Regions from separate parts of the Homo sapiens genome. Here region 2 is linked to region 1. A link is an interaction called in ENCODE POLR2A ChIA-PET data of the cell type or tissue named here. Cell type or tissue: MCF 10A. All regions are shown on one strand. Each heading gives the region's core, and the rest is flanking DNA. Links, peaks and the distances in the headings are about the cores only. Region 1 has its middle 16 kb from the start of TRIB3. Region 2 holds the start of ZCCHC3 (zinc finger CCHC-type containing 3).

Region 1 (15,311 bases), core at 4,993-12,992:
CCTGCAGGTCCTGAAGCCATCAAAGGCCAGAGAAGGAAGGGGATTATATGTTCAGTCTGGATAACTGCCCAGGCCTTGCCTTTCTGAGAAAAGCTTGGGGGGTGGGGGTGGAATGCTGAAGCACTCAGCCAGTTGCATCAGAAAACCTTGCGCAAGGCGCCCTCCTGGGTCCAGCACTGAGCCCTGTCCCATAGTCCCCACCCCTACCCTGTCCCCTGAGGTGCCAGAATGAGGACTGTTCAGCCTTGCGAGGGACACTGAGCAAGGCCAGGCTGTCAGGGAGTGATGGAGGAAGTTGAGGGATGAAGGAAGGCTTTGGGGCCAGTGCTGAGAGGGCTTAGGCCGCCTGGGTGAAGGAACTTGAGCTGGAAGTTGCTCCTCAGGACATTTAGATCCAACTCATCCACCTGGCTTCTCTCCCAAAGAAGAGGAGACAAGGCCAGTGCCCTGGACACTAACTGACCCAGATCCTTGACTGTGGTCCTAGGGTGAACCCTATTGCCTGACTTTGCACTTCAACTGCACTCTGGCCTGAAACCTTGAACATGGTCTGACCTGTGATCACTAAGCCCTGGGCCGTAGCCACAGCTAACGCCGACCCAGGTCCCAAACTGAACGGTGTCTTGGTCACTTTTTCCCCACATGATCCATAAACTGAATTTGAATTCTAGCTCCTGATTGAGTTATAACCCTGGAGATAGATTTAGCTCTAATCCATCATGTGTGACCCCAGGCCCCAGATAAACCCCAACTGTAGCCCCAGATACCCTAGCCATAGATTCTCTCTCTGGTCTCAACAGGGCAGTGCTCAGGCACAGGAATCAAGAGCTTGGCACCTGCTCCCCTCCCCTCTGGGCTGCTCCCCATACCCCCCCAGGTCGAGGAAGGCTGAGGGGCTGGACTGAACATGGGACAGCCCCCTGACCAGCCTGACTGTGACTCAGCAGGGTGGGAGCTGGAGGTAGAGTCAGGCAGGACCACTGGGGATAGGCCAGGCAGGTGCTGAGTCAGGGCAGGGAGAGAGGGACAGTCTCTGAGTGCAGAGCTGGTCTGGGATGTGGGATGGTACATGTGGTCCGACAGGCCCTTTAAGGTAAAGCAGCTCCAGTCCTGAAGCCAGGCCCTTTAAGGCAAATAACCCCGATCCTATCCATCTCCATCTACCCATTTATTGTCCATTTTTCCATCACTTATCCATATTATTCTCTCCCAGAGCATCCTGTTCTTTTCCACCAGAACACTTAACTATAATTGGAATTATGTATGTATTTGTTATTTGTTTAGTGTCTGCCTCACCCACTGAACTACAGGCTCCCTTAGGACAGGCACCTTGCCTGTGTGGCTCACCAGTGTCTCTAGCACCTCATACAGTGCCTGGCACACGGCAAGTGGTCAGTAAATAGTAGTTGAAGAGATTAAATCCCTCCACCCATCTATTCATTCCTTTTCCATCTATGAATTATTATTTTATAATGCATCCCCACCATCTAGCCATTCGAATTTCTCGCTGTTCTTTCATCTACCCTCCATCCGACAAGCATCCATCCATCCACCTACATAGCTTTCCCATATCAATCCATGCTATTTATAGAATCATCCGTTTCTTCAACAAATATTTACTGAGTACCTACTACTTGCCAGGCAACATTCCAAAGGCTAGGGATACTACAGTGAAAATAACAGACAAAAGTGGCGCTTACATTCCATTAGAAGGAAAAGTGCAGCCAGGCACAGCGGCTCACACCCGCAATCCCAGTACTTCGGGAGGCTGAGGCGGGAGGATCACTTGAGCCTAGGAGTTTTAGACTAGCTTAGGCAACATGGTGAAACCTCATCTCTACAAAAAAGTACAACAACTAGCCAGGCATGGTGGTGAGTGCCTGTAGTCCCAGCTACTCAGGAGGCAGAGGAGGGAGGATGGCCTGAGCCAGGTAGGCCAAGATTTCAGTGAGCTGAGATCATGCTGCTGCACTCCAGACTGGGCAACAGAGTGAGACCCTGTCTCAAAAAAAAAAAGAAAGAAACATGCAAGAAATAATTACCATAATAAGTACATTGTAGCACATGTTAGGGGGTGACGAATGCAAGGGAAAAAAAGAGTAAGTACAGAGATGAGGAGTGTTGGGTGGGCAGGCAGTGGCTGTATTGAGTGGAGTGTTCAGTGGATGCCCTGAGACTATCCGAAGGGCAAATTCTTCAGGAAGAGGAACAGCTCATGCAAAAGCTCCAAAAGGAAGCTGACTAGCTGACTGGTGTGCCATCGGAGAAGGTCAATGTGGCTGGAGTGCAGCCAGTGACAGGGAGGCGGTGGGAGATGAGGTCAGAGAGGTAAAGGGGGTTCAGATAATCTGGAGCTTTGGAGGCCTTTGAAAGGACGCTGAGGAGTCATGGGGAGGCAGGGGAGGGTTTAAGGAGAGGAGGGAAGTGATCTCACTTACCTTTTTTTTTTTTTTTTTTTTTTTGAGATGGAGTCTCGCTCCTGTCATGCAGGCTGGAGTGCAGTGGCGCGATCTTGGCTCACTGCAACCTCCACCTCCTGGGTTCCAGTGATTCTTCTTCCTTAGCCTCCTGAGTAGCTGGGACTACAGGCGTGCATCACCTTGCCCGGCTAATTTTTGTATTTTTAGTAGAGATGGGGTTTCATCATGTTGGCCAGGCTGGTCTCGAACTCCTGACCTCAGGTGATTCACCCGCCTCAGCCTCCCAAAGTGCTAAGATTACAGGGTGAGCCACCATGCCCAGCCATTTTTTTTCTTTTTTTTAAGTACAGACAGGGTTTTGCCACATTGCCCAGGTGGGTCTCAAACTCCTACACCCAAGTGATCCTCCTTCCTCGGCCTCCTCAAGCGCTAGGATTACAGGCATGAGCTACCATGCCCAGCCTTGACTTACTTTTAAAATAAAATCATTTAGGGATCTGTACTTGGAATAGACTGAATGAGGCAAGGACAGGAAGACAAGGGAGCAGGTGTTGCAATAATTCTCTTAAACTCCAGTGGCTCAGAGCAGGGCAGTGGCCATGCTAGAGGTGAGCTGTGACTGGATTCTGGGTATATTTTAAAGGTGGAGCCAACAGGATTGCTGATGGTCTAGATGTGGAGTTTGAGGGAAAAGGAGGTGTCAAGGTGCTTCCAAGGTTTCTTGGCCTGAACGGTGACAGGTATGGAACTGCCATCAAATGACATGGAGCGAGGTGTTTGGGGGAAGCCCAGGTTCAGCTTTGGTTCTGTGGAGTCTGTCATGTCTTTTGACATCCTCAAAGAGACATCAGGTAGGTATTTGAATGTATGGGCTGGAGTTCAGGGGAGAGGTCTGGGCTGAGGATACAGTGTTGGGAGTCATAGACGTGAGACTGGATGAGAGCTCCAGGGACCAAGTCCTCACTGCTCCAACAGGAATGGGAGAAGCAGGGAGCCTGAGAAGGAGGAAAACCAGCAGAGAGTGGAGGCCTGGCCACCAAGTGAAAAGAAGTACATCAAAGAGCAGGGAGTGGTCAGCTGTGTCAAACTGTTGATCAGTTAAGAAGATGAAGAATGGGCCGGGTGCGGTGGCTCACACCTGTAATCCCAGCACTTTTGGAGGCCAAGGTGGGCGGATCACGAGGTCAAGAGATTGAGACCATCCTGGCCAACATGGTGAAATGCCGTCTCAACTAAAAATACAAAAATTAGCTGGGTTTGGTGGCTTGTGCCTGTAGTCCCAACTACTCGGGAGGCTGAGGCAGGAGAATCGCTTGAACCCAGGAGGCAGAGGTTGCAGTGGGCCAAGATCGTGCCACTGTATTCCAGCCTGGGTGACAGAGCAAGACTCTGTCTCAAAAAAAAAAAAAAAAAAAGATGAAGAATGAGAACTGAACACATTGGATTTAGCAATGTGTTGAAATTGACAAGAGCAGTTTCAACTAGGGAAGTGACAGGTAGAAGCATGATTAAATGGACTTAAGAGACAAGAGGGCCAGGTGTGGTGGCTCACACCTGCAGTCCCAGCACTTTGGGAGGCTGAGGTGGATGGATCACTTGAGCCTGGGAGTTCAAAACCAGCCTGGGCAACATGGCAAAACCCAGTCTCTACAAAAAATACAAAAATTAGCCAGGCATGGTAGTGCACACCTGTAGTCCCAGCTACTCAGGAGGCTGAGGTGGGAAGATCGTTTGAGCCCAGGAGGTTGAGGCTGCAGTGAGCCATGATCACGCCACTGCACTCCAGCTTGGGTGAGAGAGCAGATCCTGTCTCAGAGGGAGAGAGAGAGAGAAGACTAATTAAAAACAGCGAGGATAGACAATTTTCTCAAAGCCCTTTTCTGCAAAGGGGAGAAAAAATAGGGTGGTAGCTGTGGGGAGGGCTTAGGATTGAGTGAAGGCGGTTGTCTTAAAGACCCACCCATGAATCTATTCGATCCCATGGGCCGTGTACCTGACCCTCCTTACCGCGCATCTGACCCACCGTCTGTTCCTCATCCGTAAGCTGAGTCTGTTCAGAACTCCTATAGGGTACCAACTCCCATGCCAGACCCTGGGGTGGGCATGGAGGGCAAGAAATGGATGAACCCAAACTCTGGCCTGGAGTAGGTAACTCAGTTTAAGTGAACTGAATGAATCACAGAGCAAGAAGACACTGTGCCTGCCCTCCTGCCCCTCCAGCAGGAGAGACAGAATGTCAGTGCTGGGGAGAACTGTCTAGTACAAGTCAGGGGTGGGAGTGTCTTGCCTGAGGTCACACTTAGGGTCAGTGATGGAACCAGGACTCACACATAGGCCTGCTCTCTTGGGAGACAGATTGTCTCTTCCAGGGAGAGTTCCATGGGGACAGAACTTAGCTGAGGGCAAGGAGTGTGTAGGAGGATGGCACTTTTGAGCAGACAGTTGTGGTTTTGTTTGTTTGTTTGTTTTGTTTTTTTGTTTGTTTTTGGAGACGGAGTTTTGCTTCTGTTGCCCAGGCTGGAGTGCAATGGTGCGATCTTGGCTCACTGCAACCTCCGTCTTCCGGGTTCAAGCGATTCTTCTGCCTCAGCCTGCTGAGTAGCTGGGATTACAAGCATGCGCCACCTCTCCCGGCTAATTATTTTGTATTTTTAGTAGAGCCGGGGTTTCTCCATGTTGGTCAGGCTGGTCTCTAACTCTCGACCTCAGGTGATCCACCAGCCTTGGCCTCCCAAAGTGCTGGGATTATAGGCGTGGGCCACCGCACCCGGGGAGCAGATTTTTAGATATTTTATTTTATTCAATATTAATTATTAATTGTATTATATTAATTATATTAATATTTTATTTAAATATTTTAGCTCAAAATTCAAAGGCACAGAAGAGTAATACTTGAGAAGTCTCCCTCCCACTCCTATCCCCAGCTCCTAGTTCATCTTCCTGGGGTCAAGCCATTTTCTCGTGTTTCCTTCAAGACATAAAATATGAGGATTTATTGTCACTTTTTTACACAGATGGGAGCACACTCCATGTCCTTCAGATTGCCTTTTTCCTTCCTATTTAACAATTTATCTTGGGGACTCTTCCGTGTCAGTCCAGAAAGACCTGCCTGGTCAGTTTTTACAGCTTGGTCCTATTCCATGGTTAGGAATGTACTGGTTTATTTAAACCATCCCTTGTCAATGAACAGTTAATTATTTCCAGTCTTTTGCTATAACAAAAAATGCTGCAGTGTTCATACATGGGGGTGTGGAGAGAAGTTCTGAGCTAATTTCCTAGAAGTAGAATTTTTCTTTCTTTCTTTCTTTCTTTTTTGAGACAGAGTTTCGCTCTTGTTGCCCAGGCTGGAGTGCAATGGTGCGATCTCAGCTCACTGCAACCTTGGCCTGGGAGGCAGGGATCACAGGCGTGAGCCACCGCGCCCTGCCCAGAAGCAGAATTTCTAAGTCAAAAGTTTGTGCATTTGCACTTTTAAGAGAGATCTCTGGCTCCTCCTCTATAGAGATTGTTATCAATCTACCTCCTGCCAGCAAAGCATGTGAGTACCTGCTTCCCAGAACTACAACACCAGGTGTTCTCAAAATTTTTGATTTTTACCGAACTGATTTAGAAAAATGTAATCCCAGCCTCCTTTGGGAGGCTGAGGTGGGTGGATCACCTGAGGTTAGGAGTTCGAGACCAGCTTGCCCAACATGGCGAAACCCCATCTCTACTAAAAATACAAAAAAATTAGCTGGGTGTGATGGCGAGCACCTGTAATCCCAGCTACTCGGGAGACTGAGGCAGGAGAATTGCTTGAACCTGGGAGGCGGAGGTTGCAGTGAGCTGAGATCGCTCCACTGCACTCCAGCCTGGGCGACAAGAACTAAACTCCATCTCAAAAAAAAAAAAAAAAAAAAAAGAAAGTATCTTCCTGCAGATTTCATAGGTATTTCTCTTATTCTTTCCACATTTTACAGCCACAAAGGCAGATGTGGAAGGGGAGCTCTCTCACAGTTGGCACCACCCAGGCTGCCCTGGTGGGCAATGAGTGTCCCATCTCTGAGGTGAACCAGGGGAGGTGAGAGGAAGCAAGGCATGTCGGCTGAGTAGGGGCTGTGGTGAGTGTGGAGGCCCTGTGCTTCTGAGAACCGTCTCCACTCCCTCTGCTTCTCTGTTCTCGGTGCTCCCTCACTTCCCCAGAGGGGATGTGCCCATGGGCTCTCACATCTCTATCATCTCCCCCCATCTCCGCACCCCCACAGGCCACCCGAGTTCCCCGTCACCTCCTTATTAAGCCATTTTTCTCTTCCTGCCATTTAATCTTTCTTTGGCCCAGAACTTCTGGAAGGCTGGGCAAAGGTGACATCTGGCCCTTCTACTTGGCCCCACAAGACACTAGAGAAAAATGTTAGTGTCTTAGACTATCATGGCTGGTCCGGCCCTTAGTTGTGTGTCAGCATGCAGAGTGTGTGTGTGCATGCATGTGCATGTGTGCCAGCGTGCACACATTGTTGTGTATGGCAGGGATGCATGTCTCTGAGGCAGCCTGGAGTGAAGGACAAAATGCCTGGGTTCTGAAACCAGAACAGACCTGCAAGGCTTGCTGAGTCATCCAGGACAGACCTGCCAGGTTTGCTGAATCATCCTCCAGCTATGGTCCCTTTCTCCTAGTCCTCGAACCTACCAAGTTCTTCCTGCCCCAGGGCCTTTGCCCTTGCTATGCCATCTGCCTGGAACTTTTCCTGTATCTTTCCAGGCTCTTCCTTCTTCTTCAGGTCTCAGATCAAATATTTGCTCCTCAGAGAGGCCCTCCCTGATCACTCATCAAGCATCATGCCCCACCTAATCCCTGCAGTTTGTCTCTAATCCATAACTCTTCCTTATTTTATTTGTAGCACTTGTCAAGGTTTGAAATTATCCCATTTATGTATTAAATTATCTTTTTTTTTTTTTTGAGGCTGAATCTCGCTCTGTCGCCCAGGCTGGAGTGCAGTGGCTCGATCTCTGCTCACTACAACCTCCACCTTCTAGGTTCAAGTCATTCTTGTGCCTCAGCCTCCCGAGTAGCTGGGATTACAGATGCCTACCTCCACACTTGGCTAATTTTTGTATTTTTTCAGTAGAGACAGGGGTTTCACCATGTTGACCAGGCTGGTCTCAAACTCCTGACCTCAAGTGATCTGCCTGCCTCGGCTTACCAAAGTGCTGGGATTACAGGCGTGAGCCACTGTGCCCCGCCAAACTGTCTTTTGTCTGTCTCTTCTTCCCCATCAGAATGTAAGAACCTTGAGGGCAGAGATGCTGCATCTGCAGGTCTAGCACAGAGCCCAGCACCTACCAGGTGTTCAGTGAATGTTTGTCAAATGAATGAAGGAATGTAAAGTGTTCAGCACAATGCCTGACACAATAAAAAATCAAAATTGCTGGCTCTTGTTGTTATATAAATGTTAGTGACTATTATTGCTATTTATGAGGACTACATGTCACTCAGCAATTCTTAGAGCAGGTAGTTATTTGAGTCCTGTGTAATGGAGTATCATAGGAGAAACGGGGATATAAGACTCAGTGGGTACTGTTGAGGAATAGACAATATAGCTGGGAAGGCAGGAACTCAGGAAAAATAATCATGATGTGTTGAGCTGATCATGCATTGAGTTATTCTAACAAGACTGGAAGTGAGTATAATTACCCTACTTTTAGATTAGAAACTGAGGCTCAGAGAGGGTGATACGCCTAAGGTCACCCAGTGTGTCTCGAAAGCACTTAGCTCAGTGTCTGTGGAAACTCAGTGGCCAATGTGTCATCTGCACGTCTGTCTGGACCGCCCTGGGGCATCTCCAGCCCTTGCGTGTACCTGGGCACACTCCATGCACATGGACACAGGGCGGTGGGCTTTGGGTGCCTGTGCTTCTCACAACTCTGAGGCTCCTGGTGGAGAGGTCCATGCTGAGGAGCACTAGGGGTCTGAGAGGTCTTTACCCCTGGGGTACAGGGTCTGGGCTGAGGATGCCTTTGTCCTGTGACTGGAAGAAGCAGCTTTTGCGTGGGCGTCAGGCATAACATGGGGCAGGCCCAGCTGGCACACAACAGGGGCAGGGGAGGCCTGGGAGGGTGAAGAATCAGGATGCACTGTGCTCTTGAGGACACCACACCTGCATTGGCCAACACCTGGCTGTGTCGGCGCACACATGTGTACACACGGACACACACAGGCACACAAGTATACACACACATCTCTCACAGTCTCTTGCTCCCCTAGGCATGCTGACAACCCCTGCTCACACTGGCTGAGTCACTCTGCATGTCAAGGGCCCTCCCAGTTCCCCAGCCTGACTGGTGTCATTCAAGCTTTTAGCGTTGCAATGACCGGGCTGTGTCCATCCTGCTCACCAGACATCCACAGAGACCCGTCCAGGGCCAGCACAGAGTGAGCACTCAGATTTGTGTAAAAAATAAATTCACAGCTCAGCACGGTGGCTCACACCTGTAATCTCAGCACTGCAGAGGCTGAGGCAGGCAGATCGCTTGAGCCCAGGAGTTTGAGACCAGCCTGGCCGACATAGCGAAACCCCATCTCTACAGAAAATACAAAAATTAGCGGGATGTGGCGGCATGCGCCTGTAGTCCCAGCTATGCTGGGGGCTGAGGTGGGAGAATCCCTTGAGCCTGAGAGGTAGAGGTTGCAGTGAGCTGAGACTGCACTCCAGCCTGGGCAACAGAGCAAGACCCTGTCTCAAAATAAATAAATAAATAAATAAATAAATTCACTCCCTCCCCCATTCCATTCTTCACTTATTTACTTACCCCTTCCTTCCTTCACTCACTCGCTCATTCATTCATTCATTGAGTCAATGGCTCACTTACTCCCTCATTCCTGGCCTCCAGGATGGAAGCAAAGCTGCAGCCCTGCCTCCCCACAAACTCCTCCCCTCACACAGCCTATATCTGCTGAGTGCCCATCAGATGCCAAGTCCTGACAGCTCTTCCCCTGCCACACCTGGTCCATGGACCCTGCCCAGGTGCACACCCTGGTGGACATCCTGTTTATCTCCCTTCTCCCTGCCCTGACCACGTGTCCCGGGCCGGATGCTTATGAAATCCTGTCAGTTCTTCCATCACAGGGGCCCTGCTGGCCTGATGCCCAGAGCTTGGTTTTGAGCCATGTGCTCTGGGACATGGCAAGGCTGGGATTGGAAGCTCACAGCCCTGGTGACACCAAGCCAAGCTGAGACTCAGAGCAAGGCCAGGGTTGCCGGTCCCATCCATGCACATCCATGGAGCACACCTGTGAATGGACTCAACATGAGAATGTGGGCCAGACAAGGCCATGCCATGTCCAAGGTCACAGGGAATGTCAATGAGGGAATCCAGCCATAGCACATCTCTTCACTCATGGATGCATCTGCACAGTGGTGGAGGGAGACACCGTTGCCTAATATTATAGGGCCAGGGTTTGAATCTCAGCCATTTGACTTTGGGCAAGCCACTTCACTTCTCTGAGCTTTATCTTTTTTACTTTTTTTTTTTTTTTTCTTTGAGACAGAGTTTCATTCTGTCACCCAGGCTGGAGTGCAATGGCGTGATCTTGGCTCACTGCAACCTCCACCTCCTGGGTTCAAGCGATTCTCCTGCCTCAGCCTCCTGAGTAGCTGGGATTACAGGTGCATGCCACCACACTCAGCTAATTTTTGTATTATTTTTAGTAGAGACAAGGTTTTACCATGTTGGCCAGGCTGGTCTCCTGAGCTCAGGTGATCCACCTGCCTTGGCCTCCCAAAGCGCTGAGATTACAGGCGTGAGCCACAGCTCCCGGCTGCTTTATCTTTCCTTACATACAGTAGGTGCTCAGTAAATGTAGCTGCTAAAAAATTCAGTAGCAGAGTGAGTGCAAATGCAGCGTGTCAGTGTCTGCAGACCTCCTCGTCATCATTTACATGCCCGCTGATGTGCATCCAGGCATGTAATGTGCTATTCAAGAACTTGGGTGGGTCCCTCCATTTACATTTCACTGCATGTGTCTGTGAGGTCTTCAGAGCTGATTTTTTTTTTTCTCAAAATGCACATCATTCCTGGTGTGGTGTTGTGGAGGATTTTCTGAGCGCTCGTCATAGACAGGAATTGGTGTGTATCTGAATAGACATGGGTGTGCTTGCCTGTGTCTGTGTGGACCTGTGTGAGGGGTTATGAGTATGACCTCCAACCTTATCAGGTTAGTTCATTGGTAGAATCTGTGTGGTCATTTCTGCATCCGGGGCATTCTGGACCTGGATTACTTGGGTTCAAATTTCAGCTCCACTAGCTATGCCATCTCGGACAGGACGCTTAAACACTCCATACTGTTTGCTTTTCTGTGAATTGGAGATAATGGTAACCACCTTATGGTGGTATGAGGACTGCAAGACCTAATGTATGTGATGGACTGAGTACAGAGCCTGGCATGGACAAGCGCTTGTCTCTCACTGCCCCCGTGACTGCCCCGTGATAGGATATTACTTTGTTATTCTATTACAGTACTTACCCAGGTATATTGCCATTTGCTGTCCACAGGACTGTCCTTTCCACTAGACTGTGAGTCCCTATAGGACAGGACCCTGTCTGAGCCATCCATCATTATAGATTATGTGTTGCCTGCTAGTTCTGAACCTCAGACTTCTCTCTTTCATAATAACAGCTGGCATTTAGGGAGCATGTCTACGTGCCAGGTGCTGTGTTAAGTGCATTAAGCTTCATACAATCTCAAGGGATTGGTATCCTTGTTGCTCCTATTTTGGAGATGAAAAAAACTCCTGACACTCAGAACGGTTAAGAAACTCAGGTTCACACAGTGGCTTGAACACTGGCAGACAGATTCACTCTCAGCCTGCACTAGATATAAGTTGTGGGAGGAGATTGTGGGGGCAGGAATGTTGCTGAACAGAAGGAATGCCTGCCTTTCGGACTGCTCCAGCAGGCTCTCTCTCACTCCACCCCCATTAATCCCTCCCCCATCTATATGAATATCACTGTTTTTGGCCGGGTGCGGTGGCACATGCCTGTAATCCCAGCACTTTGGGAGGCCAAGGTGGGAGGATCACCTGAGGTCAGGAGTTTGAGACTAGCCTGACCAACATGGAGAAGCCCTGTGTCTACTAAAAGTACAAAATTAGCCGGGGGGCGTGGTGACACATGCCTGTAATCCCAGCTACTCGGGAGGCTGAGGCAGGAGAATCGCTCGAACCTGGGAGGCGGAGATTGCGGTGAGCCAAGATCGCGCATTGCACTCCAGCCTGGGCAATAAGAGCGAAACTCTGTCTTAGAAAAAAAAAAATCACTGTTCTGTCTCTTACCCTGGGGCATCTCAGCCCCCTGCCCTAGCACAGTGCTCCCAGGGACCAGGCAGTGGCCCCAGATCAATCCTTCTTTGGTCCAGTTGTGGGTGAGTTAGAAGGGCTTCTCTGAGCTAACCTAGTCCCCTGGGCCAGTAGGGATGGGGAGGGCATGCCAGACTCAGCACGAGGGCGGGAGCCTCCAGGGTGGTGTGGGGGTTGGGTGCTCAGACTCTTGGATAGAAGAGGGGTGGAGCAGAAGGTAGACCCCACTGGTCAGCCTCCTCTCCTTCCCAGATCTTCCCACCTCAGAGAGGAGAGGGAATGGTCCTTTCTTAGGTCCTTTTTGGGGTGTGTTAAACCAGATCCCTGTTATTCCATCTTGACCACAGTAATTTTTTTTTTTTTTTTTTTGAGACGGAGTCTCGCTCTGTGGCCCAGGCGGGAGTGCAGTGGCGCAATCTCGGCTCACTGCAAGCTCCGCCTCCCGGGTTCACGCCATTCTCCTGCCTCAGCTACTCGAGCAGCTGGAATTACAGACACATGCCACCACGCCCAGCTAATTTTTGCATTTTTAGTAGAGACAGGGTTTCACCATGTTGGCCAGGCTGATCTCAAACTCCTGACCTCAAGTAATCTGCCCTTCTTGGCCTCCCAAAGTGCTGGGATTACAAGCGTGAGCCACTGTGCCCGGCCAGCAATCGTATTTTTTGCTATTTTGAAATAATTGTAGATTTATTGAAGAGTTACATGGACAGTACAGGGAGATCCTGTGTATCCTTCAGCCACGTCTCCTTAGTCTCCTCCAACCTGAGACCGTTTCTTGTCCTTTCCTTGTCTTTCGTGACCTGGACACATTTGAAGAGTGCTGGTCAGATCTTTTGTAGAATGGGTCTTCTCATGATTAGGCTGACGTTACGGATTTGGGGGAAGAATGCCACTCAGGCCAAGTGCCCTTCTCACCACATCATTTCAGAGGCTGTGATATCAACAAGACTTTTGACTGGTGGTGCCAGCCTTCATTTGGTTAAGGTGGTGTCTGCCAGATTTTTCCACTGTGAAGTCACTGTTTTTGCCTTTCCACATTCTACTTGTTAGAAGCAAGTTGCTGAGTCCAGCCCACACTCAAGAGGAGAAAAATTAAGCTCCATTTCCTAGATGGCAGAGCATCAAAGAACATGTATGCATATGTTAAAACCACCATACTAATTAATACATATTTGGGGATAGATACTTTGAGGCTATGCAAATATTTTGTTTCAAGCCTGGTGGGGTGGTATGTGCCTGTAGTAGCAGCTACTGGGGAGCATGAGGTGGGAGGATCCCATTGAGCCTAGGAGTTCCAGACCAGCCTGGACAATGTAGTAAGATCCCGTTTCTAAAAAAAAAACCTTGTTTCTCCTTAAAGTTTCACCCACTCATTTTATTGTTCATTGGTAGATGTTGCCTGCAGCAATTATTATTCCGGTGTTCTAATGATGATTTTTCAATTTCTCTCAATCCTTCTACATTTACTAATTGGAATTCTTCTGTAAGAAGACTTGTCCTGGCTGGGCACGGTGGCTCACACCTCTAATCCCAGCACTTTGGGAGGCCGAGGCCAGGAGTTGGGAGTTCAAGACCAGCCTGACCAACATGGAGAAACCCCGTCTCTACCTAAAATACAAAATTAGCCAGGTGTGGTGGCGCATGACTATAATCCCAGCCACTCGGGAGGCTGAAGCAGAATTGCTTGAACCCAGGAGGCGGAGGTTGCCGTGAGCCGAGATCACACCATTGCACTCCAGCCTGGGCAACAAGAGTGAAATTCCATCTCAAAAAAAAAAAAAAAAAGAAAAGAAAAGAAAAGAAAAGAAAAAAGACTTGTCCTTCCCCCCAATTTTTTTTTTAAGAGAGACAGGGTTTTGCTTTGTTACTCAGTATTCAGGCTAAAGTGCAGTGGTGTGATCCTCCTGCCTCAGCCTCCCAAATATTAATAGCTGAGACTACAGGCGTGTGCCACCATGCCCAGCTAATTTTTAATTTTTTGTAGAGATGGGGCCTTGCTATGTTGCCCTATGTTGCCCAGGTTGGTCTTGAACTCCTGGCCTCAAGTGATCCTCCTGCGTTGGCCTCCCAAAGTACTGGGATGACAGGCGTGAGCCACTGCACTCAGCCTTACCGTATTTTATTAATAGTCCCCTACCATGAGCATTTAGGTTGTTTCCAAATGCTTTAATTACAAATAATACTATAGTGTTCCAACATGTAGAGTTGAATCTATAGATCCACCTGCATAAGAGGGAGAAATCAAAGGGCATGTGTATTTTCTATTTTGATATTGTCAAACTGCCTGCACCATTTATACTCTGTGTTAGCTTCCTTTTATTTTTTTGAGATGGAGTTTCGCTCTGTCGCCCAAGCTGGAATGCAATGGCGCGATCTTGGCTCACTGCAACCTCCACCTCCCGAGTTCAAGTGATTGTCATGCCTCAGCCTCTCAAGTAGCTGGGATTACAGACACGTGCCACCATGCCTGGGTAATTTTTGTATTTTCAGTAGAGATAGGGTTTCACCATGTTGCCCAGGCTGGTCTCCAACTCCTGACCTCAGGTGATCTGCCCACGTTGGCCTCCCAAAGTGCTGGGATTACAGGTGTGAGCCACTCCACCTGGCCGGCATGGTTGCATTTTTTTGTTTTTTGTTTTTCCTGTTTTTGAGATGGGGTTTCGCTCTTGTTGCCCAGGCTGGAGTGCAATGGTGCGATCTCAGCTCACCACAATCTCCGCCTCCCAGGTTCAAGTGATTCTCCTGCCTCAGCCTCCCGAGTAGCTGGGATTACAGGCATGTGCCACCATGCCTGGGTGATTTTGTATTTTTAGTAGAGACGGGGTTTCTCCATGTTGGTCAGGCTGGTCTCGAACTCCCAACCTTAGGAGATCCACCTGCTTCGGCCTCCCAAAGTGCTGGGATTACTGGCTTGAGCCACTGCGCCTGGCCTGGTTGCAATTCTAATAGGCTGCTCAGGGAAGGCCTTGCTGAGAAGGTGATGTTTGAGCAACGACTTGAAGGAACTGCCCATGTCGTCAACTGGGGAGGAGTACCCCAGCAGAGGGAACAGTGAGGCAAAGGCCCTGAGTCAGGATCCTGGCTGGAGAGGACACAGGAACCTGGAGAGTGGTGGGAGTTGGGGTTACAGAGGAAAGTGCGGGGGGAGTGGAAATCAGCAAATTGTGTAGGGCCTTGGAGGCCACAGGGAGGGTTTTGGCTACTCTGAGTTAGGTGGGAGCCATGGGAAGGTTTGGAGCGGAGGAGGAACATGACCTAGTTTATGTTCTAACAAGATCTGTCTGGCTACTGTGTAGTAATTAGACTTGGGGAGTCAAGGCGTGGAGTAGGGTGGGGTTCAAAACTCAGAAGCCAGGAGACCGGGGGAAGCTGGTGCAATGATCCAGATCGAGGCGCTGGTCGCTGGTGGTTCAGACCATGGAATCAGCCACGGGGATGTCGAGGTGTAGTTGGGTACAGGATATATTTCCAAGGTTGAGTTGACAGGACTTGCTGATGGATTGGATACAGGGTGTGAGGAAAGAGAGGAGGTTTTGGCTGGAGCAGCCAGAAGAAT
Region 2 (13,938 bases), core at 5,800-13,799, 66 kb after region 1:
AGCACTTTGGGAGGCCGAGGCAGGCGGATCACGAGGTCAGGAGATTGAGACCATCCTGGCTAATGCGGTGAAACCCCATCTCTACTAAAAATACAAAAAATTAGCCGGGCGTGGTGGCGGGTGCCTGTAGTCCCAGCTACTTGGGAGGCTGCAGCTGTGCCAGGCACAGTGATGGATATATCCCGGGAGGGGATATATCCACAGTGAACCCGGGAGGCAGAGGTTGCAGTGAGCCGAGATTGTGCCACTGCACTCCAGCCTGGGCAACAGAGTGAGACTCCGTCTCAAAAAAAAAAAAAAAAAAAAAAAGAAAGAAAGAAAAAATTAGCTGGGTGTGGTGGTGTGTGCCTGTAGTCTCAGTTACACAGGAGGCTGGGGCAGAAGTATTGCTTGAGCCCAGGAGTTGTAGGCTGTAGCGAGCCACGCAGTGAGCCACTGCACTCCAGCCTGGTTAACAAAGTGAGACCCTGCCTCAAAAAAAAAAAAAGTCATATTTTATTTAAAACTCTGCAAAGTTTACATTCTTTTCCATAATATATCTGTGTTTATTTTCTTTTACTATGTCCTACCCCAAATCTTAGTCACATTGACAAGCCAGCAAATGGGGCTGTATGTATCAGTGCCTTTGTACACGTTTGGTGCACTCCTGTGGCGCCCCCACCCTCAACTCAGCATGATCTGACGTCTCCTCACCCTTAGCTTGGTCCTTTTATTTATTTATTTAGAGATGGAGTCTCGCTCTGTTGCCCAGGCTAGAGTGCAGTGTGGCACAATCTCGGCTCACTGCAACCTCTGCCTCCCACTGAAACGGGAAAAGTTCCCTTGTCCCCGTCCCAGGGCGTGTGACAAGGGGAGTGGCTCACTTCTTCAGTGTCCCGCTGCTCAAACCTCTAGGGGAGCATACAGATGGGCAGGTTGTGGGGCTCCGACCCCACGAGTGTCTAGTGGTGGATGTTTACAGCTCCTGAAGCCCCAATGGGCTTATGCTACCGTATGCTCTTAGTTTTGCCATCTATAGGTGGCTTGTGTTAACCAGCTCAATTAGACACTCTACCTTGTTGCAAGGACAGAGGGCTTTCTGTATCCTGGGTTCTTGCCTTGGTGTACCAGAAGAATTGGATCACACCTGGGCTTGAAGAATTAGTGCAAGGTTTTATTGAGTGGAGGTATCTCTCAGCAGATGGAGGAAGCCAGAAGGGGATGGAGTGAGAAGGTTTTCCCCTGGAGTTGGACTGTTCAGTGGCCCAGGCTCCCCTCCGACTGCCCCAGCCAAACTCTGCATAGTTCTGTTGGTCGATGGCCTGTGGTGTGCTGGTTTGTCAGTGCCTGTCGGTGCGTTCCTCTCGACGTCCAGCCGCTTGTGTGTTCCTCCACTGATGTGCTCCTCTAGCCGTCCAGTTACCTGTGTGTCTGCCTGCTAGGGTTTTTATAGGCACAGGATGGGGGCGTGGCCGGCCAGGGTGGTCTTGGGAAATGCAACATTTGGGCAGGAAAACAAAAATGCCTGTCCTCACCTAGGTCCATGGGCACAGGCTGGGGTGGAGCCCTAGCCAGGGACCACGCCCTTTCTCCCTTCCATGTCATTTAAAGGGACTGTGCCCTTCCCTTCCCAGCACTTCCCTTCCTGTATCACCAGGTTCAAGCAGTTCTCCTGCCTCAGCCTCCTGAGTAGCTGGGACTACAGGTGCATGCCACCATACATGGCTATTTTTTTTTGTATTTTTAGTAGAGACAGGATTTCACCATGTTGGCCAGGCTGGTCTCGAACTCCTGACCTCAAGCGATCCACTTGCCTAGGCCTCCCAAAGTGCTAGGATTACAGGCATGAACCATTGCACCTGGCCCCTTAGCTTGGTCTTGTACCACTCCATACTCCAAAATTCTTTCTGGTTGCTGTTTGTCAGCCGTAACTGGAGTTGACATAAAGGGATGTAATGGGCAATCTGGCTGAGAGTAAGGTTGGAAAGGAGTCCAGGAGCCTCTTGTGAAAGGGATCGGGTACCAGGCTGGGTTCCAAGTGCACAAGGGAGTCCCAGAGGACGTGACATGGGAATAAAATGGTCAGCGTGCCAGATTGACATCTTAGAAAGATCATTTGCTCCTTAATCTGCCCCCATCACTTTCCTCTAAAAGGCCCTTATTGATAACCTCCACACTACTCAATCCTAGGGCACTCTTCAGTTCTGATCTCAATTGACATTTTTTTTTTTTTTTTGACGGCGTCTCGCTCTGTCGCCCAGGCTGGAGTGCAGTGGCTCAATCTCAGCTCACTGCAAGCTCCGCCTCCTGGGTTCACGCCATTCTCCTGCCTCAGCCTCCCGAGTAGCTGGGATTACAGGCGCCCGCCACCACGCCCAACTAATTTTTTGTATTTTTAGTAGAGACGGGGTTTCACTGTGTTAGCCAGGATGGTCTCAATCTCCTGACCTCATGATCCGCCCGCCTCGGCCTCCCAAAGTGCTGGGATTTCAGGCATGAGCCACCGCGCCCGGCCTCAATTGACATTTCTTAGAGCTGATTTTACTTGATTTCTTGCAGCCCTTGACACAATTGTTAACCCCTACCACCTGAAATGTCCTCCCTTGGTTTATGTGTTTCTGCACGTTCTGGTTTTCCTTCTCCCTTTCTGGCTGTCCCTTATTAGTTTTTCACCATCTCCTTTTCCATCAGGGAAAACTGTGTCAAAGTTGCTTGAGGCACAATCTTAGTTGGTATAATCTTTCCTTCTGCTTTCTCTCTTGACCATTAGGAGAGTGTGAAATCAGTTTAACACGTCATATAAGCATTGACAAAAGGATGAAGCAATGGAATAGAAAGTGTCAAGGTGCATCATGCACAGGGCAAATATTGTTTGAGGAAGCTTATTTCAGATTTAGATATAAATACACACATGCATATGTATGATGGCTGCAATGTAAAATATATATCTTACTGTGGGATGTGGTAAAACAGTTTGAAAGCCACAGCTGTACAACTCCTGTGTTTATTTCTCAGGGCCAGAATTCTCCTAGGAATGTAAGATCTGTGTGTATCCAACCGCCTACTCCACATCTCCTCTTAGATATCCTCTACGGAGACCTTAAACTCAATATATCCAAAATCAAATTCAAGCCCTTCACCCTAAACTTGGATTTTCTCTTCTGTTTCGCATCTCAGGGAAAAGCCCCACCATCCATCCAACTGCAGAAGCTAGAAACCTGGGCAACATCCTTGGTACTTAACTTTCTCCCAGCCCATGTCAAATATAGCTCCAAATCTTGTTGACTTAAACTCTGAAAGATTTCTTTACTCGGCTGTTTCTCTCTGTACATCTCCGCCTTCCATGCCTAAGATGTCCTCATCTCTCGAGAGACCTGGGTGAACTATACTGTATTTCCCCTTGGGCTCTCCTCTGACCCAGTCTCCACCAACTATCCTGAATGATGCTTGTAAAACATAACCAATCTAATCATGTTACTCTCTTGCTTGCAAGTCCTTCAATGGCACATCGTTCTTAGACCCACATTCTTAACATGGCCTACCAGATGCTCCCACGAGCTCCTCTTCTCTGCACTGCAGTCACATTTTTTGTGCTGGATATTGTCTTTTGACAGACAGCACCCATCCCCATTCTATGTGCCTTCCTATGTTGCGGATGCTGGAAAGCTAAAACATCTCCCAACTCCCTTGCAGCTAGGGCTCTAGCACTTAGATGTATTTGCATAAAAGATGGAAGGGAGGCATAAGTAAGCCAGACAGTTTGGGCTGTTTTTACCTGTAAATGGTTGCGGAGACAGTAGTGCACAGTCCCTGGCTTTGTAGAGGCAGGGAAAGGACTTGGCATTTCACTGTCCTGCCAGTGGCATTGGCAGTGACTTTCTGATCCCAGGATCCTGTCTTTGGGTGGCAGCTTCACCATTGTGTCCTCATGCTCAGCCTTTCCAGTGGTGGCCTCCTGGCTTCTGTCTTTCTGACTGTGAGAGGTAGTAACTCCCCTGGCAGTTCTATGGTGTTCTAGGAGTCATTCCTAATACCCAGCCCAGGGACCAGCATTTTCTTCAACAGCAAGAGTGGTTTCTGTTTCTAAACTTAGACTGATTCATTTAGTCTCTAGAAGTGGTCATGCCTCCTCCCACTATAGGGTTGTTTTACTTGCTATCCCTCTTGCCTAGGTTAATACCCTTGCCATCCCTTAATCCCCAGCCCCATCTCTCGATTAACTCCTTTTATGTCTTTTCCATCTCAGTTCAAACATTTTCTCTGATCCTTAAGACTGGATCAGCTTTGCTTGTTAAACAGGGATCTCACCCTGTATGTTTCTTTTAGTGCATCATCGTCTGTAATTATGTACTTGTGTGACTCTAGAATCTGAGCTTCAGGGACTTGATTATCCTGCTCCATGCTGTGTTCCATCGCTTAGAAAAGGCCCCTATAGAGTTGGCGCTTAACAGGCATGTGTTGAAAGAATGAATGGAATGGAGGAGGCCTGATTGGAGGCTCTGAGGACAAAATCCACGTTTTTAAATATGGCTGGTAAGCCCTGTGACACCTCTTCTCGGCGTTTTCTCCCAGCCACATCTTCCCCTGACTCTTGGCCAGTCCGAACACGCTGTGTGCTCTCTGGCCTCCAGGCCTCTACATCTGCTATTTCTGCTGCTTGGCTGTCTCTTCACTCTTAGCCTGGTTCTTACTCATCTTGCAGGTTTCAGTCAGGACGTTTTCTCTTCTAGGGAAACCTTTACTTCAGACAATTCTATACAGGACAAATGTTGGCTGGGTGCGGTGTCTCACGCCTGTAATCCCAGCACTTTCAGAGGCTGAGGCAGGTGGATCACCTGAGGTCAGGAGTTCGAGACCAGCCTGGCCAACATGCTGAAACCCCATCTCCACTAAAAATACAAAAATTAGCCGGGCGTGGTGGCACGTGCCTGTAATCCCAGCTACTTGGAAGGCTCAGGCACATGAATCGCTTGAATCCGGGAGGTGGAGGTTGCAGTGAGCCAAGATCATGCCACTGCACTCCAGCCTGGGCAACAGAGTGAGACTCTGTCTCAAAAAAAAATTGTTAAATATATGATTGTAAACATTGCCTACTGTTACTTATCTGTACCTTCCATTGCAAGTGCACTGTCTTGTTCAAGGCAGCCTATGCAGAGGGCCTTGCATGGGGCCCAGCTCTAATGCCCTCCGTATTTGTTGAAGTGGAATGAATCAATGTCCCCTAGTCAACCAGCCTCAGTCCGGGCATCTCTGCACACTTTCCAGGAGCCCAAAAACAGTGAAGAATTGTAATTTGAGGGCTGCTTGATCAGGAAAGGAAGCTGGGGGAGGTTTGTTCAGCTCCAGCCCCTGGCTGTCCCTGGGCCACCAGGCAGGAGGCCTTGAAGCAGATCCTGTGGGGGATGGGCAGGGAAACAGTTTCTTCCTCTCCTCCCTCCTGGAGAGTGGGGGGATGGGGCCAGGAGAGGGAAGGTTCCTTCAAGGAGGCTCCCTGGCACAGTGCCTGCTTTGAGGAACGGAGTGGAGAGTATGGTGAATGCAGGCTTTCTCCTGGCCCCTGGCCTCCAGCTCTGTGAGAGGGAGGGAAACCGCTGGCAAAGACGGGAAAGAGGGATGGGAGGGAGGGGAGAGTCTGCTTGCTTTGGGAGACAAGGAGAGGGGTTGAACTGGCTCTGAAAGACAGGATTCCCAAGAGCCTACCAGGTCCCAACTCCAGATCAGCTCTGGAAATATCCTCAAATCACTGAGTCAGAGTCAATATACTGGGAACGTTTAACTCTCAGGATCAGATCATCCTAGCATCACCAGCTGGAAAATCCTTCAGAGAGTTGTATCTGGGGTCTGCAGGGTATTGGACCTGAAGTCCAGGGACCTTGACCCTATTCTGCCTGCAGGCCCAGTCTCCAGTGGGGGCTAACTTGGAGAAGTCAGCTCCCTGGATCCCGCTTTTTCAACAGCTGGAAGAAATGGCATTTTCCCAGAACCCAAGAATATTTTGCATCCCATCCACAGCGCGCGCTTACAGTAACAGAAAGACGAGGAAGCTGGCAAACCACCTCTCTTTCCCACAGGTCTGTAATCTCCCTGAGGGCAGGGTTCAGCTCACACATCTTATACTCTGGTCTCAAACCTGGCTGCCCATCAGAATTGCTTGAGGATGATTAACTAAAATGTTTCACTTCCTCTAACAGTGATTCTGATTTATTGGAACTGTGTTAGGACTTAAAACCCGTTTTAACAGTGTGCTGATTGTGATGCAAAGGGACCGGCACAACGTAGTAGGTGCTAAGTGTTGCCTGCAGGGGTGGGAAATGTATTTAGCAAGGTAAACAAATGGAGTGTAGGGGAAGTGGGATTGAAATACGGTCTGGAGCTGGGTAACTGTGCATCTAACACTTTGAAAGGAAATAGTGCACCAGTTTTAGCAATACAAAAGATAAATATTTATTCAGAACAAAACTTTTAACAATCAATTTTACATTCTAAGCCACAAGGAAATAGCAAAACATATAGCAAAGGAAAAGCAAACACTAAAAGAAAAGCAGTGTACTGTCTTTTCTACTGGATAACACTTAGTTGGCCCATGACCTCTCGCTTGGCCTATCTCCCAAGTACATTTTAGAGTTAACAGCTCACTCATAATTTTGGGTTAAAATCCATCTTTCTCCTGAGAATCAGGAGTTGCACATGAGCTCCAGCTAGCTGCTTCTCTAGGGTTCGTAGCTATTGAGGCTAAGGTGCAAATGTAAACCTTTGGTAGGTTTCTTTACACAGGGGCACCCCCATTTCTCACTGGTGGCAATGAATGGGGAAGGGGTAGGGCCTCCAAAGGACCTGGCACACTGTAATCCAGAAGTGGTGCCCCAGGGAGCAACGAATGCACCCTGGAGTGTGGTCCTTGGTCCGTTCCGTATCTCCCAAGTATTCAGAAGCCCCTCCTTAAAAACCTTCTCTTTCTGCTCCCTCCTCCAGGTGATTTCTCAGCATTCCTCTGGGCTGATCATTCTGGAGAGATCAGACTTTCTGGGCCCTCAAGTGTTGAGGAAATTGTTGTGAAGTGTGAGAGGTAGTGGAATGAGCACCGGGCTTGGGGTCAGGGGACTCTACTATAGGCTGGCTCTGGCACCAGACAGCTATGTGATTTTCACCCAGTCATTTAACCTCTTTGGGCCTGTTTCATCTGCTGGAAAACCAGGGAATTGGTCCAAACCAACTCTCAGGTTCTTTCCAGCAGGAATATTCTAGATTCCATGATTCTATAAAAAATGGCTTCTGAGCCACCAAAAGAGCTGTCATGAAGTCCATGCATCTTTGTGCCATAAGAGAGGCCCTTGGCCACCATTCAGAGCTTATTGATTCAGATTATATACACTTCTAACAACACTGGTTTCACAAATTCTCAGACCACGTAGATTAAAAGCAGCAAATTAAATGAGGGAGGGGAAGAGCTGCAAAAGGTAGACACTCTGATAGAAGCCACAGTCAACAATGTTTTCAATTCAGCAAACACTGATGGAGTGCCTACCACGTGTTGGGCCCCGTACCTAGTGCTGGGGCATAAAGATGAGCAAGGCAGCCCAAAGGGTGAAAATCCAGGGGAAGAAAAGGTATGGGGCGGGGAGGGCGGGAGGGGGGCAAGGAGAGAGAGAAAAAGTACAAGAAACAAAACAAATACCCAATAGAAAAACGAAAATAAAATTTTAAAAGGGAGGGGCAACACATCTGCACGCTACAGTTCTCCGCAGTCGTTATTGGTGACAGAGTCACCAATTCAGAACAGGCTGAAATGGAGTAAACTCGGTTTAAGAAGGCATAGAGAGATGTCTCTTGTAGGTTTTAAAAAGATCTCCTTCAAAAACGATAAAAAATGGTTTAAAAAAAAGTTTTGGCACTTAAGAGGGATAAGCTGGCTGTGTGTTCACCCTGGCAGGCAGGCGGGTGTTTAGTGCCCGGCCACGCCGGTTAGCTGAGCTGCCACGGAATTGTGCACTGCTTTGGGACACTGGGCAAAGGCGTGTCCTCGCTTGCCACAGAGGTTGCACACGATGCCCTTCCGGCAGTAAGGGCTCAGGTGCCCCTCCTCCCCGCACCTGAAGCACCTGTCCTGCGTGCAGCTGCCGCTCATGTGGGTCCGGGAACCACATTTAAAGCATGTCTTGGGCTGCCCCTTGTACCAGCTGTAGCCCCTCTCGGCCCCCAGGAAGAAGGCCCCTGGCAAGTGCCTGACCCCGCCCTCCCCCTGGCGCAGCTCGATCTCGCATTTGTACTCCCCGGTCCAGATCCCAAACCTGTCGGTCACTTTCACCGGCACGGCCAGCACGTCGCAGTGGCGCTTGAGCCAAGTCACAATGTCCTCCACGTCCACCGTCTCGTTCCGGAAGAGGATGAAGAGCGTCTTCAAGCTGGACTTGCTCCGCCCCAGCACCACAAAGTTCTCCCAGCAGTCCTCCTGCTCCCGCTTCTCCTCGTAGACGCGTAGGAACAGGGCCAGCTTCTCCGCTGAGCGGAAGCTCACGTCGAATTCGCGGCTGCCCGGGATCTGGATGACCGCGTAGATGTCGCTCGGGTCCATGCCGATGGAGCGCAGGATAAGCGCTCCTACCACGAAGTCCCGGGTCGGGCAGGCGCCCTCGTCTCCCTGGAAACAGATGCGGACGAGGAAGCGACCCTTGCCCGGGCCTGCCGCCGCCGCCGGCTCATCCTGGAGGGGCCGCTCGGCCGCGTCCTCGGCCTCGCCGGGCCTGGCCGGGGTCGCCATGGCGGCCGCCGCCGCCTCGGCCTTCTTCCTCCTGCCCGCCTCCGCAGCGCCCTTCTTTTTGCGGGGGTCCACCGCCTCGCCGGCCGGATCTCTCCGACGGCCCTTCGGATCCCCGCGGCCAGCCGGTGGGAAGTCGCCGAGGTCCGGCGCCGCCAGGCCCGCGGGGCCGCCGAGCCCGGCGCTCCCTCCACCGCCGCCGCTTTCCTCCTCCCGCCGCGGCGGCCGCGGCTCGCGGAATTCGCCCTTCTTCTCGGCTAGATTCTTCACCACCTGGGCCCAGCCCATCTTCTCGCGGCCGCCGTCGGCCTCCTCGCCCCGGGCCGCGGGCCGCGCGGGGGGCAGAAGCTGCGGCCGCCCCCGTTTCCTCTCTTCCTCCGCGCCGCCGCCGGTGGCCATTTTACCTCCTTCCCAGCATCCTCCACTCGCTCCCGCAGCCAAAGGGCGCCCATCGCGCGCGCCCGCCCGCCGGGGCTGTGTGGGTTTGGTTTTTTTTTTTTTTTGAAATTTGACGCTACCCTCCCCCGCCGCGCCCTCAAAGGTATCACATGCGGCGCATATTGGCCAGCGCCGGCTCTGCGCCCCCTGCGCTGAGCCTCTCTTCCGCCAGCGCTCGCTCCAACCTCACCTCCGTCCGCAGCGGGATGGGGCGCCCGGAGGCGGCCCTTTCCCCAGCGCGGGTTTGGCAGCCTCCGGCCTCGCTCTCGAGGATTTGGCGTTTCGCAAGCGGTGCTCGACGATTTCATGCTAGCAGCTTTGCTAACGGCCCACAGCCCACAGGCGGGACGGAGTTCGGCAACATCTCTCCCATTTTTTCTTTTTTGTACCTTTTCTGTTAAAAAAGCAAAAGCAATAGCAAAATTAAAACTTAGCTTTCCGTTTCCCCAGAACTGACTGCAATGCGTTATTTTTTTTCCCACGTCGGATTATGCACGTTTTCAAGAAGAAAAGTTGAAAGTTTTACAGTGAACATTTTACCATTAACTTTTTATCATTAAAATTTTACTCTGTCACACTACGCCTCGATCCATTCATCGGTCTTTATTTTTTGATACATTTCCAAGTAAGTCATATTGCATTAATTTTTATTTTTTTGAAAAGACTTTCGTCGTATTTAGGATGAAGTGTGAGTGCTGCTTAAGTTCCCAGTACTGTGTTAAGCACACTTCAGACTTTATTACATGGAATCTTCCAAAAACAATGCTGTAATTATGCCCATTTTACAGATAAAGAGGCAGGAGTTAAGTCACTTGGCGGAGTTAATAGGCAGCCCCACGTATAGGTAGCTTATATTTCTTTCTTTCTTTCTTTTTTGAGACGGACTCTTGGTCTGTCGCCCAGGCTGGAGTGCAGTGGCTCAATCTCGGCTCACTGCAGGCTCCGCCTCCCGGGTTCACGCCATTCTCCTGCCTCGGCCTCCTGAGTAGCTGGGACTACAGGCGCCCGCCACCACGCCTGGCTAATTTTTTGTATTTTTAGTAGAGACGGGATTTCACCGTGTTAGCCAGGATGGTCTCGATCTCCTGACCTCGTGATCGCCCGCCTCGGCCTCCCAAAGTGCTGGGGTTACAGGCGTGAGCCACCGCGCCCGGCCGGTAGCTTATATTTATTTAACCACTTTATTTCTGACGCCGTGGATCAAGAACTGTGCATCAGATCCTAGGAAACCTTGTTAACAGGCAGATTCCCTTCATCCCAACTGCTGGTATTGGTCTCAGGGGAGCCACTGACTTGGGCCGTTTGCACTTTCCAGTCCTCTCACTTTATATCCTCAGGCACCATTTCCTTTATCCCTTCTCAGCCACGCATTCCCGTGATCATACTCGGAACTTCACCATTACCAGAAACATCAATGTCTTAGATTCACATACTTCTCTGTTATTCTTTCTACTTGCCTGGTCAAGTTTCACCATGAGGAGAATACTTACACAACCAAACAATAGATGTATTTTAAACAATCTCTTCCATTCCTCTTATCTTAAGCCCTCACTCCAGGTAACTATCACATAATCAAATATCTGCAAGGGTCAGGCAGGTGCCTTAAGTAGAAGATATACTGGGTGAACTGGAGATCGAATATTCTATCTGAAGGGGCAACTGCTAGTCAACTGTAGCTGAATATTCCTCTCCAGAAGTGAGGGTCCACTGTGGGGGGATCTTTCAGTTTCCAAAGAGAAATCTGAACTCCAGTTTCTTCTTTTATGGGAAACATTCTTCTCTCTCTTTCGTCTTCTTTAAGATGGTCTCAGCTATATTTGGAACCTCCATATAAATTTCACAACCTGCCTACTAAGTTCCAGGAAACTATGAGATCTTAATTGGCGTTGCACTGCATTTGTACAGAATTACCACTTTATAACACGGAGTCTTTCCATCAATGACCCCACTTGATTTCTCACTTATTTAGGCCTTATTTTATGAATTTCAATAAAATATTATAGTTTTCTTCATAAAGGTCTTACATACTTTTGGGGATTTATTCCAAAGTACCACGTGGTTTGACTGCTATTGTAAGTGAAATTATTGTAAATCAGAAGTTACATATGGTTTGTTGGTGTCCGTTAGAGGAAACACGATTGAATTTTGTGTACTGACCCCATATCTGGCAACAAAGTTGAAACCTTAAAAAATTTCCAGTGGTTTTTGGAATCTCTTTACTTTTCTGTATTGCCAATCATATCGTCTGTGAATAATGAAGGTTTTGTCTCTTTTTTCAAATCTTATACTTTTTCTTGTCTTACTGCACTAGTCAGGAACTCTCATATAATCAACGTATTTTGAGCATTTTTGTTTTGTGTTGGACTTTAAAGGCATCTGTCTGTATTTTGAAAATATTTGACTTGTGGATTAGGTTCTGGCTCCATGTCCAATTTTGCTAATCATATCTTCTTCTGTTGTACAATTTCATTGGTATGTGTAGGGCCATCCTTTTGGTCAGTTTCATTTTTTCCAGGTCAAATTTTGCAGAGATTATTACATCAGGAGCTACAGGGGCCAGGCAGGTACCCTGCAAGGAGAGCAGTCCGGATGGGCACTGAGGCCGTATGGAGAGAGCAGCTCTGGAGGGCTGTGCAGATGATAAGAAGGAATGTCTAGGATCTTGTTATGTCGAGTATAGCAGGTGTCTCCACAAGAACCACGGCATCTTACCCAGTGACAACAGTAGGGATTGTGGGTTTAGGATGCTGTGCACATTTGCCACAAAGCCAGCACATCAAATGACATGGATGGAAGCCCGAGACTGCCTGCTCAGCCTAGTCCACCTCTCAGCAAGATGTTGATGGAATCAGAGCCCAGGTTGCCATTGCTGAGCCTGGAGCCAAGCAGGCCTGAGAGGCCCTCTATCACATTTATCACCTCACATGTGCAGGGAGGAAAGGCCAGCTCATCTTGCCCACCTATCCTGGGGGCAGGAAGTTCCATCAGGTGTTCGTGAACACAGAAATGCCACCTGAACAGGTGTAAGTGCAAATGGACCCCATCTGATTCAATCCCAGTTCCAACAGCTTTGTTACAGGTGATTGTCAGTGGCCCCTCAAGTGTGTTTTGGCTTTGATTAAGATGGCAGCATTTTTGCAAATGTTTTTATGTATTTTTTTTAAAAATTTGAAGTGGGGCCAGGTGCGGTGGCTCACACCTGTAATCCCAGCACTTTGGGAGGCCAAGGCGGGCGGGTCACCTGAAGTTAGGAGTTCGAGACCAGCTTGAGCAACATAGAGAAACCCCGTCTCAACTAAAAATACAAAATTAGCCGGTTGTGGTGGCGCATGCCTGTAGTCCCAGCTACTCGAGAGGCTGAGGCAGGAGAATCACTTGAACCCGGGAGGCAGAGGTTGTGGTGAGCCAAGATCATGCCATTGCACTCCAGTCTGGGCAACAAGAGCGAAACTCTGTCTCAAAAACAAAAAAAAATTGAAGTGGGAGGCAGTAATATTACTGGTTAAGTACCTGAGATGTGGGGCACAGGCAGCTCTCAGTGGGTGTCCATGCTGGGTCAGCATGTCTGATGAGGAAGGCTGTCTGACAGTGGCCAAGCTCTTCTTTGTATTAATCAAGGTACAGGTTAAGCTACTGTAACAAAGGGACTCTCAAATACAGGGTCTCAGACAAGGTGGAGGTTTATTTCTCTTTGATGAAGCAGCTCGGAATTTGGCAGGCAGTAAGGACAGGTAGGTGACTTTCTCCTGCAAGGTTGTCAGGGACCCACCCAGGTTCCTTCTATCTTGTTGTTCCTCCAGACGTAGGGTTCAGTAAAATGCTTTTGGTCTGCAAGTACCAGAAAACTCAACTCAAATTTGCTCACCCAGTAATGTGATTTCTTATTTAATCTCAAGTATTTTCTAGATAGGTGAAAGGTTAATTTAATTAATTAATTTCTTTTAGAGACAGAATCTTACTCTGTTGCCCAGACTGGCGTGCAGTGGCACAATCATAGCTCACTGCAGTCTCAAACTCATGGGCTCAAGCAATCCTCCCACCACAGCCTCCCAAGTAGCTGAGACTACAGGTGCACATCATCACATCTGGCTAATTAAAACAAAATTTTTTTTTTCTGAGATGTGGTCTCACTATGTTGCCCAGACTGATCTCAAATGCCTGGCCTCAAGCGATGCTCCTGCGTCAGCTTCCCAAGTAGCTGGTATTACAGGCACATACTATTGTGCCAGGCTAGGGTTGGTTAATTTAATGGCTCAACAGTGCTATCAAGGAAGAAGGTTTTTACATTTTCCTCTCTACCATTCACTGTATATCCTCTTTGGCCAACTCCCCTCACAGTTCCGCGATTCCAGGAATCCCACACAGATATGACAATGTCTACCAGCAGATGAAGGAATGTTTTTCTGCAATGCCTTTTTTTAAAAGTGTGATGAAAACCTTTCCCAAAAGCCTTTGAGTAGATTTCTCATCCTGTCTTCTTAGCCAGACTTTCATCATGTATCTATGACTAGACCTCTAACTGGAAAGGGAAATTGGCTCACCAAGTCCAGCCTCAGACAGTCATGACTATTGGAGCTGGGACTAGGACTAGGGCTGGACCTGGGGCCTGCCTCCATTAAGGCAAGTGCATACATGGACAAGATCAGGATCCAATAGTTGCGATGATGGGGAGGAATGGCTGTTGAGTAAGTCACTACCTGGATCTGTCATGTATTCCTATCTTTTACTTTTTTTTTTTTTTGAGATGGAGTTTCATTATTGTTGTC

Evidence for each region. Peaks named below come from ENCODE experiments on the same cell type or tissue, not always from the same donor. Only the 100,000 strongest peaks of a DNase experiment are listed, where the experiment ranks them.
Region 2: POLR2A ChIA-PET joins it to region 1 with 14 read pairs; 3 of 35 experiments call an interaction of 5 or more read pairs at or near these places.

The regions. Positions count from the first base shown.
Region 1 is chr20:356,809-372,119 of GRCh38, reverse strand. No RefSeq gene overlaps it. Among named protein-coding and RNA genes, the nearest start is that of TRIB3, 16 kb to the left of the region's middle. RefSeq lists enhancers at 6,538-7,137, 8,601-8,895. In MCF 10A, for the core only: a CTCF peak has its summit at 9,416; DNase peaks (open chromatin) are centred at 7,019, 8,709 and 9,459.
Region 2 is chr20:292,782-306,719 of GRCh38, reverse strand. ZCCHC3 (zinc finger CCHC-type containing 3) reads right to left here and starts at 9,150. Exons shown (of 1, transcript NM_033089.7): 1 at 6,399-9,150. The coding sequence starts at 9,133. The coding sequence ends at 7,922. RefSeq lists silencers at 5,221-5,515, 8,707-8,776, 8,957-9,046. In MCF 10A, for the core only: no CTCF peak of the experiment used is centred there; DNase peaks (open chromatin) are centred at 8,039, 8,419 and 9,329.